2 separate regions of the Homo sapiens genome follow, and region 2 is linked to region 1. A link is an interaction called in ENCODE POLR2A ChIA-PET data of the cell type or tissue named here. Cell type or tissue: IMR-90. All regions are shown on one strand.

Region 1 (5,000 bases):
AAATAAGAGAGTAGATGAGAAAGCATATAAACACGGTACATGATAAAGTGTTGTTCCTCAGTTCCTTAGAAATATAACTAAGATCATCCAACAGGTAGAAGCACTTGCTTCAAATGCCAGCTCTGCCAATAGCTGACAGAAATTACATCCATTAATGAATGATATAAATATTTCTGAGCATGAGCAAAAGAAAAAATGGAACAAAACAATATCTAGCTTCCATTTGGATATATATATATATATATATATATATATATATATATATATATATTATACTTTAAGTTCTAGGGTACATGTACACAACGTGCAGGTTTGTTACATATGTATATGTGTGTGACCATTCCTCAGGGATCTAGAACTAGAAATACCATTTGAACCAGCCATCCCATTACTGGGTATATACCCAAAGGAATATAAATCATCCTGCTATAAAGACACATGCACACGTATGTTTATTGCGGCACTACTCACAATAGCAAAGACTTGGAACCAACCCAAATGTCCAACAATGATAGACTGGATTAAGAAAATGTGGCACATATACACCATTTGGTTTTAAATGTTTATCATTTATTTAATCTCAAGAGCAATCTCTCATGTTTGTGTTTCCTCTTTGGAAGCCAGAGTTTATTTTTAATGATTGCACTAAACAGGGTTTTCTTAAAAGCTATTGGATTGAGGAGAAAATAATGTCCAGGTAGCTGAAAGCAATTACAAGAGTGATAGGGGAGTCACCACATGGAAGTGGGACAGCCAGACCTGTCAGAGTTTATTATTATGATTATTATTATTATTACAAAATGCAGGTCAAATGATTCAAATATTTTATTGTAGTGATTGCAGAGGCCTGTAAAGGAGAGAAAGCACACACTTTCAGGTAGATAAGGAAAAAAAAAAGTTTATCCAAGTTGTATTAATATTTGAAGAAGGAAATGATGTCAAGTGAAGGAGAATGAAAGAAGAAAAGATAAAAAGGAAGGAAGGAAAGGAAAAAAGAGGAGAGGAGAGGAAAGGAAAGGAATGTTGGGGAGAGAAAAAGAAAGAGGAAAACCCATTACAAAGATGGAACATAGCTACTGACTGGTTGTCAATAGACATAGATGGTGGCACACGCCTCTAATCCCAGCTACTCAGGAGGCTGAGGCAGGAGAATTGCTTGAATCTGGGAGGCAGAGGTTGCAGTGAGTTGAGATCGTGCCACTGCACTCCAGCCTGGGAAACAGAGCAAGACTCTGTCGTGGAAAAAAAAAAAAAAAAAAAATACTGAGGAAAGATTTCCGGATTGTAATAGAGGGAGAAGTGTGGTTTAGGCTTGGTTTCCCAACTCCCAAGTTTTGTGATCTTTGTAAATTTATTTACACTTTCTGAACCTAAGCTTCTTTTTTTTTAAATTTTATTTTATTTTATTTTATTTTATTATACTTTAAGTTTTAGGGTACATGTGCACAATGTGCAGGTTAGTTACATATGTATAAGTGTGCCATGCTGGTGTGCTGCACACACTAACTCGTCATTTAGCACTAGGTATATCTCCTAAAGCTATCCCTCCCCCCTCCCCCCCACCCCACAACAGTCCCCAGAGAGTGATGTTCCCCTTCCTGTGTCCATGTGTTCTCATTGTTCAATTCCCACCTATGAGTGAGAATATGCGGTGTTTGGTTTTTTGTTCTTCCAATAGTTTACTGAGAATGATGATTTCCAATTCCATCCATGTCCCTACGAAGGACAGGAACTCATCATTTTTTACAGCTGCATAGTATTCCATGGTGTTTATGTGCCACATTTTCTTAATTCAGTCTATTATTGTTGGACATTTGGATTGGTTCCAAGTCTTTGCTATTGTGAATAGTGCCACAATAAACATGAGTGTTCATGTGTCTTTATAGCAGCATGATTTATAGTCCTTTGGGTATATACCCAGTAATGGGATGGCTGGACCAAATGGTATTTCTAGTTCTAGATCCCTGAGGAATGGCCACACTGACTTCCACAATGGTTGAACTAGTTTACAGTCCCACCAAGAGTGTAAAAGTGTTCCTATTTCTCCACATCTTCTCCAGCACCTGTTGTTTCCTGACTTTTTAATGATTGCCATTCTAACTGGTGTGAGATGGTATCTCATTGTGGTTTTGATTTGCATTTCTCTGATGGCCAGTGATGGTGAGCATTTTTTCATGTGTTTTTTGGCTGCATAAATGTCTTCTTTTGAGAAGTGTCTGTTCATGTCCTTTGCCCACTTTTTGATTGGGTTGTTTGTTTTTTTCTTGTAAATTTGTTTGAGTTCATTGTAGATTCTGGATATTAGCCCTTTGTCAGATGAGTAGGTTGCGAAAATTTTCTCCAATTTTGTAGGTTGCCTGTTCACTCTGATGGTAGTTTCTTTTGCTGTGCAGAAGCTCTTTAGTTTAATTAGATCCCATTTGTCAATTTTGGCTTTTGTTGCCATTGCTTTTGGTGTTTTTGACATGAAGTTCTTGCCCGTGCCTATGTCCTGAATGGTAATGCCTAGGTTTTCTTCTAGGGTTTTTATGGTTTTAGGTCTAACATTTAAGTCTTTAATCCATCTTGAGTTAATTTTTGTATAAGGTGTCAGGAAGGGATCCAGTTTCAGCTTTCTAGATATGGCTAGCCAGTTTTCCCAGCACGATTTATAAAATAGGGAATCCTTTCCCCATTGCTTGTTTTTCTCAGGTTTGTCAAAGATCAGATAGTTGTAGATATGTGGCGTTATTTCTGAGGGCTCTGTTCTGTTCCATTGATCTATATCTCTGTTTTGGTACCAGTACCATGCTGTTTTGGTTACTGTAGCCTTGTAGTATAGTTTGAAGTCAGGTAGTGTGATGCCTGCAGCTTTGTTCTTTTGGCTTAGGATTGACTTGGCGATGCGGGCTCTTTTTTGGTTCCATATGAACTTTAAAGTAGTTTTTTCCAATTCTGTGAAGAAAGTCATTGGTAGCTTGATGGGGATGGCATTGAATCTATAAATTACCTTGGCAGTATGGCCATTTTCATGATATTGATTCTTCCTACCCATGAGCATGGAATGTTCTTCCATTTGTTTGTATCCTCTTTTATTTCACTGAGCAGTGGTCTGGGATGCAAGGCTGGTTCAATATATGCAAATCAATAAATGTAATCCAGCATATAAACAGAACCAAAGACAAAAACCACATGGTTCTCTCAATAGATGCAGAAAAGGCCTTTGACAAAATTCAACAACTCTTCATGCTAAAAACTCTCAATAAATTAGGTATTGATGGGACGTATCTCAGTAAGAGCTATCTATTGCAAACCCACAGCCAATATCATACTGAATAGGCAAAAACTGGAAGCATTCCCTTTGAAAACTGGCACAAGACAGGGATGCCTTCTCTCACCACTCCTATTCAACATAGTGTTGGAAGTTCTGGCCAGGGCAATTAGGCAGGAGAAGGAAATAAAGGGTATTCAATTAGGAAAAGAGGAAGTCAAACTGTCCCTGTTTGCAGATGACATGATTGTATATCTAGAAAACCCCATTGTCTCAGCCCAAAATCTCCTTAAGCTGATAAGCAACTTCAGCAAAGTCTCAGGATACAAAATCAATGTACAAAAATCACAAGCATTCTTATACACCAATAACAGACAAACAGAGAACCAAATCATGAGTGAACTCCCATTCACAATTGCTTCAAAGAGAATAAAATACCTAGGAATCCAACTTACAAGGGACGTGAAGGACCTTTTCAAGGAGAACTACAAACCTAAGCTTCTTTGACTATAAAATAAGAGCTTGAATTAGATGACTTCCTAAGGCTTTCACAACTGTTAAATTGTAGATGTAGGAGAGAAACAAGTAATGTTTTCAAATATTGGCCTTTTTATAGAGAGAGAGACACTTTCGTGTTGGTTTTAACATTCTTACGTTAAAGGAATATAAATTCCATAGAAGGTATAGTGAATGGCCGGGTTTTTAAGTTGAGATTTCAGAAAATATTGCTTGTCAATTCTTCATTATTCCTGATTTGCGGATCTTTTTATTTTGTATCTCAGTACGATGCATATGATTCTCTATAATATAATCAGCATCTTTTCCCGTATGTTCCAACTGGATTTCAGTCATTATAAAACTTCACTGCACTTTATAATTTTTGATTCTTTTCACTAGTGTTATTAATACCTTGTGTTCAATATATTTGCCAAGTTGACGTTAGAAGTCTTTCATTTTGAGTTTTATTCTTGGACACCCCTGGTTATCCAAATAGATAGTTGTGAATCCACTACTCCTACCCATCCCCACAAATCATCTAAAAACATTATGATGTTATAGTCAACTTTGTGTCTTCAGCATATATGTAAAATTTTAAATGTATATAAGATTCATTTAGTACCTAAAGGACACTCACTTTTGTTTCCTCGAAACTTATTGAAATACTGGGTTCTTATCAGTCTTAAGTTAATATATTTATACTTATACAAACAAACATAGTTTATGCATTCCATATATTAGTGGAAAAGTTGGAGAAACAATTATAGCCTGTGAAATGAGGACTAAGTGATCTGAAAGCTATATGACAAAATTATTCTGTGCTTATTTCCTTTTGAAATACTAAAGTGTCTGTTTAAAATCCACATCAAAAATCAAAAGTTAAAACAGTAACAAGAAACTTATCTTGCCATGCTTTTTAATGAGTGACATGCTTCAAAGTCAAGTACATTGTATCTGCCCTTATAAATACGTGATTGTATATTCCAAATGATTGATGTTTAGATGATGCATAGCTTCCTTGAAAATAAGTAAGATATCCACGCAATTTCACTAGTTTCATGGTGGAAGAAAATCTTACATATGCTTAATGTCATTGAAATTGTCAGGAGTGTTTTTTGATCGGAGAGGGAAAAGATAGTTTTTGGTGCTTGTTTAACACAGATTTAGTGACACAATGTAAAAATGTTAGCAGTGTATCATCAAGTGAATGTAAGGGGGCTGCCTGTCTTCATATCAGGTTGTAAAATCTGAC
Region 2 (5,000 bases), 140 kb after region 1:
TAGGAGTGGTCTGCTCAGAAAACCATTTAATTTGAAATTGTCGTACATCACCTTAGGATCAGTACTGCTTATTAGTCTAGGTCATGGGGAGTCCCTTCAATTTGTTGGTTTGAATCTTTCATTCCTACCATCTCTACAACCTCAAATACTTAGGCAAGCTATTGTCTGTAATACATAGAGCTCTTTACTGTCTTTGTCAAAGCTCTTTCCCCTATCACTGCCTTTCTTCAATTTATTTAGAAAGGGGCAGATTTTAGTGCATGCCAAAAGTTGTTTGTGAGTTCTTGGTCTGTCTTGGTTGGAAACTGAACTAGAATATGAGTTTTCCAACTTTTTTTTTTTTTTGGATGCAACATTCAGTATGCCAATCTACTTGACTCTAGTACATTGATAAGGACAGATGTTAGATTTGGAGATTAGAATACTGGCGGCATCACAGGAGGGGCAGACAAGGAAGTCTCTGTGGAAAAAGTAGTAGTATGATGAAGCCCTAGTGATTGGTATGGTCTCCCTTTTTCAGGATTTCTCACTGCAAACACTGTCTCCACATTCTCCATCCCTTGAACTCACTCTTAACCAGGGAGATGGGAAAGTAGGTGAGGAGTGGAAGAGGTGAGGTGTCAGGAATCATGTATCATCCATGGCATGTTTCAAATCTGTAGTATTTGTTCATTTATTCAGTGAGAGTTTAGATGTCTACTCTGCACAGAAATAAAATTCACACTCAGTCGCTGCCTTAGGTAAGATATGGTTCTTAATATAAATAACTGACATACAAATGTTATAAAATATGATACAAAGTATGATGGGTGATCCCATTCCCAGATAAAATCCACTTATAATGCTTTACCTGAGATTGTCTAAAGTTTATTAGATATTACTTAGAATAATAATTTAATATTGCATTATAGGCAATGGGATAAGGATGAGAATGTGAAGTTTAGACAGAGCTGCCGTCATTTCTCAGCTCTGCCATATACTAGCCTCATGCCCTTTGACAAGTCACATAACCTCTTAAAGCCCCAATTTTCTTACCTATGAAATGGCAATATTAATAATATTTTCTTTACATGATTATTTTGAGAATTATAGATAATTTATATAGAGTGCCTACTACACATTCTGGCTCATTCTAGGCACTCAAAAAATGGCAGCTTATACTCCATAGATTAGTGACGTGCCAGGCAGTTTTTGTGCTTTTATAATTTATAACATCTTTTAGCTTTTACAATAAAAGATATACTTATATAAGGCTAATGTTAAGACAAATTTACACATAGAGTAATAATTCAGCCATACATGGAAATGCCTTTTTTTTTTTTTTTTTTTTTTTTTTTTTTTTTGCTTGTCTGGGTGCGTGAGAAGTAATGCTTGCTTGGGGCTATTTTAAATGCACAAAAAATTATTTGTAATTTGATAAATGCCATTTGATAAATGACATTTTTTTAGGGGGACAGAGTTTAACTCTGTCACCCAGGCTGGACCGCAGTGGCACGATCACAGTTCATTGCAGCGTCAACCTTCTGTGCTCAAGTGATCCTCCCACCTCAGCCTCCTGAGTAGCTGGGACTACAGGCCTACACCAACACAGTCAGCTAATATTTAAATTTTTGTAGAGACAGAGTCTCCATTTGCTGCCCAGGTTGGTCTTGAACTCCTGGGCTCAAGCTATCCTTCCCACTCAACCTCCCAAAGTGCTGGGATTGTAGGCATGAGCCACCATACCCAGCTGATAAATGGCGTCGTTGATAGTTTTAAGAGAATTCTGAGTTGTTTAGATCAAATGGATTTTAAAACATCATATAAATATGACATGCAACACATAAACACAAACATCCAAGTAAGGAAAACAACAAAAAATTAATAAAAGGGTGGCTAAGCTGTGAGTTTAGGAAAATGCATAGTCTACAGCAAAGCTCAGAAATTCTAATCTCTGATTTTTAGTCATCTCTGGAAATGAATACTTTCCATTAATTTGGAGCTCCATTTTAATATTAATATTACTGCTTATATTCCCCTCTTAGGGAAATAGAAACAATGTTATATTTATGGATAAATACCATATTTCTTTTTTTGTCTTTCTTCAAGCTTTTTTGATTTGTGAATTAATCTTAAGTTTTTCAGAATTATGTATAATTCTAATATTAAAAGGATGATATTTTTTCTAAATTGGTTTAGTTTTCACATCCTTTTTAAGGCTGGCACTTTTGCAGATAGTACCATCTTAAGTAGGCCACAGCTTTGATTCTTGATAAATACCTCACTTACTGAACACTTCTTACATGCCAGGCACTGTGCTAAATGCTTTTCAGCTATTAGCTCCTTCCAGCCTCACAATAACCCTGTGAGGTAGATACTCTTATTAACCCCATTTCACAGAGAAAACAGCTGAGGTGCAGAGAGGAACTTACCCAAGGTCATTTAGCTGCTATGAGGAAGGAGCAGGATTCATATTTGTGTCTCTCTGACTTCACTGGTAACTAGAAAGTCTTTTATTCTGCTTCCCTTTAACCTCAGAAGTATTTTTTTGAAATAACATTTTCCACAGAAATCCTTAAATCATTCCTTTTCCTTGCCTCTTTCTCTTCCTGCCCACTCTGTCTTTTCTCAATGACCATGATTCAAAGTGTCGACTGTAACCAATGAGCAGGGCACCATGCTGATGAGACTACAAATTTGATTAAGACATGTCTTCGGTTTTTTTCAGACTTGACATATTTGATGGAAAAACAGGCTTATACCACATTTGTGATGTGCTCAAATTGTGTCTGTTTTCATAAACTCTTAATTTTCCTTCATTTAGATGAAGGATTCTTTCCCTGTTAGCCCCTGAAGAATGAGAATGGGCATGAAGGAGTCTAGGAAGCCCTTGAAGCTGTGTGCACAATTTTGTGCTTATGTGTATTTTGTGGGAGAAGAAGAGCCACATTCCTCAGATTCTCAAAAAAGCCCATGGCACCACGAAATTAAGAAATCATTTATTAGTGGGAAGATTCATTTATTCTGAGTCATTTTTCTCTTCATTAGGTCAAAGTGTAACAACAACATGAAGGCCCATTCCTGACAGATGAAAGCATAAGAGGACTGTGATGCATGTGTTACGACTGTGGGGAGACTGACCCACTTCTTTCCTCCAGACTGAATACCGCTTCCCTCTGTCTTTCTGGTGAAACCACCAAGAGTCATTAAGGGCAAGACATGGCACTCTTCATGTCCTCACTCTTTCTGGTCACGTTTCAGCACTAGCTGCCCTGAGACCCCGGAGTGCAGAGGTTCTGCAAGACCCATCCCCGTACTTCTGAGAACACAGCCAACCCTGGCTCAGCCTAAATCTCTAATAAACGTGACCACTAGGGATGGAACATATGCTGATAAAATGCATTATATTTGTGTCATATGTTTCTTGCGCAGATTTATCTTTTTCTTGAAGTTATACATTTTAAAAACCAGAGTTCAGAAAAAAAGCTTTTTTATTAGATGTATGGGTTTGGCATTTAAAATGTCTGAAACGGTAGATAGGTTCTTTGATGGGATAGGAGATCTGATCTTCTCTTTTTGGAGTCACTGTGATCTTCCCTAACAATTCTCAAGACCAGCAAAATATAAAGCTGGAAGGAGCCTATGCAGTTAGCTAAGCCAACCCCTCATTTTGAGAGGAGGCGGTTATGTCTTCAGAGCAATTAAATGACTTGCCCTGTGGATTCCAGCTGGTGGGAACTGCAGTTTGAACTCAGATTTCTTCATGTACAGTTCAATCTTCTCTCTGCACACCACGTTGTCTTCCTGTCACCACGCCGTCTTCCAGCCCTTGAAAACATTTCAGCCCATGTAAAAATTAAGAAGGAAACACACTTCAGCTTCTCTATGACTCCCAAATTACTGACCTCCTTCCTTCAGTAAATAAAGAAGCACTGGAGCAAATACAGCTGATTTTTTAAAACCTGAGAATATGCTTTTAAAATTCTAATTTAAATTGCTTATAATTTCAAGTGGGCCATCTTAGACAGAAAAGAATGTGTAGACCGTAAGCCATTGTTTTATTTTATCTCCTTATCTTTGTTATTAATTATATGGTTGATTTCAAGATGAAAATGTATGGACTTTGAAATTAGAGAAATCTTGCTTTAAATTCAGGATTAATCACTAAAGATCTCTTTTGTTGGTCATTAAAACTTGGAGTTTGTTTCAAGAGTCATAAACTAAATTAATACACAATATTTCGAAAGTATTTCATTAGTTTTATTTTAAAATTGTTAGTATAACATTCGATTAAAGCCAATAGATGTTATAGACAATTAGAAGTCTTAGTACCACTAAAGGTAAATCATGGATTTTCTCATGGAATATTCCCAACACCTCTGTAAAATGGGTATTATGCTTATTTTGCATATATGGGAACTGAGAGTCAGAGAGGATAACTCAGTAACTTGTATGTCATATACACAGCAAGGCTGAAGCCAGGCATTGAGCTCAAGCTGTCTGGCTCTGAAGCCTGGATTCTCTTCTTTCTCTGCTGACTTCTACGATAGTACATTCAAAGGCCCTGTGATGGGAAGAAGCATGGCATATGAGGTTCTCAAAGGGATTCTGCCTTTTACATGGTTAGGTTGATAGTTTAGAAGAAGCAAGGGGCCCAGGTTGGTGTTTCACCCTTGTAATCCTAGCACTTTGGGAGGCCAAGGTTGGAACGATCGTTTGAGGCCAGTGGTTTGGGGCTGCAGTGAGCTATGATTGCACCACTGCAGTCTAGCCTGGGCGATAGGCTACAGAGAGTAAGTTACCACATTTCAAATAGCCAGTATGTAGCAAAGCCAAAATTTGAACCTAGGCACAGAAGACACACCAACCTTCTATACAAAGTGCTATCTATTGCCTTGGTGCTATGGAAGCATTTCTGTCACATGCTGTGCTTTGATGTATGTACAAAAGGAGATGTGGGAAACAGAAAATGAAATAAGCAGGGTTTATTTTATTTTATTTTTTTCATTCCTAACCTGCTT

Evidence for each region. ChIA-PET counts read pairs that join two places held together with the same protein. Peaks named below come from ENCODE experiments on the same cell type or tissue, not always from the same donor. Only the 100,000 strongest peaks of a DNase experiment are listed, where the experiment ranks them.
Region 2: POLR2A ChIA-PET joins it to region 1 with 11 read pairs; 2 of 35 experiments call an interaction of 5 or more read pairs at or near these places.

Annotation. Positions count from the first base shown.
Region 1 is chr2:40,489,912-40,494,911 of GRCh38, reverse strand. It overlaps a transcript of SLC8A1 not described here. Among named protein-coding and RNA genes, the nearest start is that of SLC8A1, 40 kb to the right of the region's middle. In IMR-90, no CTCF peak of the experiment used is centred here; no DNase peak of the experiment used is centred here; H3K4me3 peaks cover 75 bases; H3K27ac peaks cover 2 bases.
Region 2 is chr2:40,346,931-40,351,930 of GRCh38, reverse strand. All of the region lies in intron 2 of SLC8A1 (solute carrier family 8 member A1), which reads left to right. Among named protein-coding and RNA genes, the nearest start is that of SLC8A1, 100 kb to the left of the region's middle. In IMR-90, no CTCF peak of the experiment used is centred here; a DNase peak (open chromatin) is centred at 3,070; H3K27ac peaks cover 995 bases.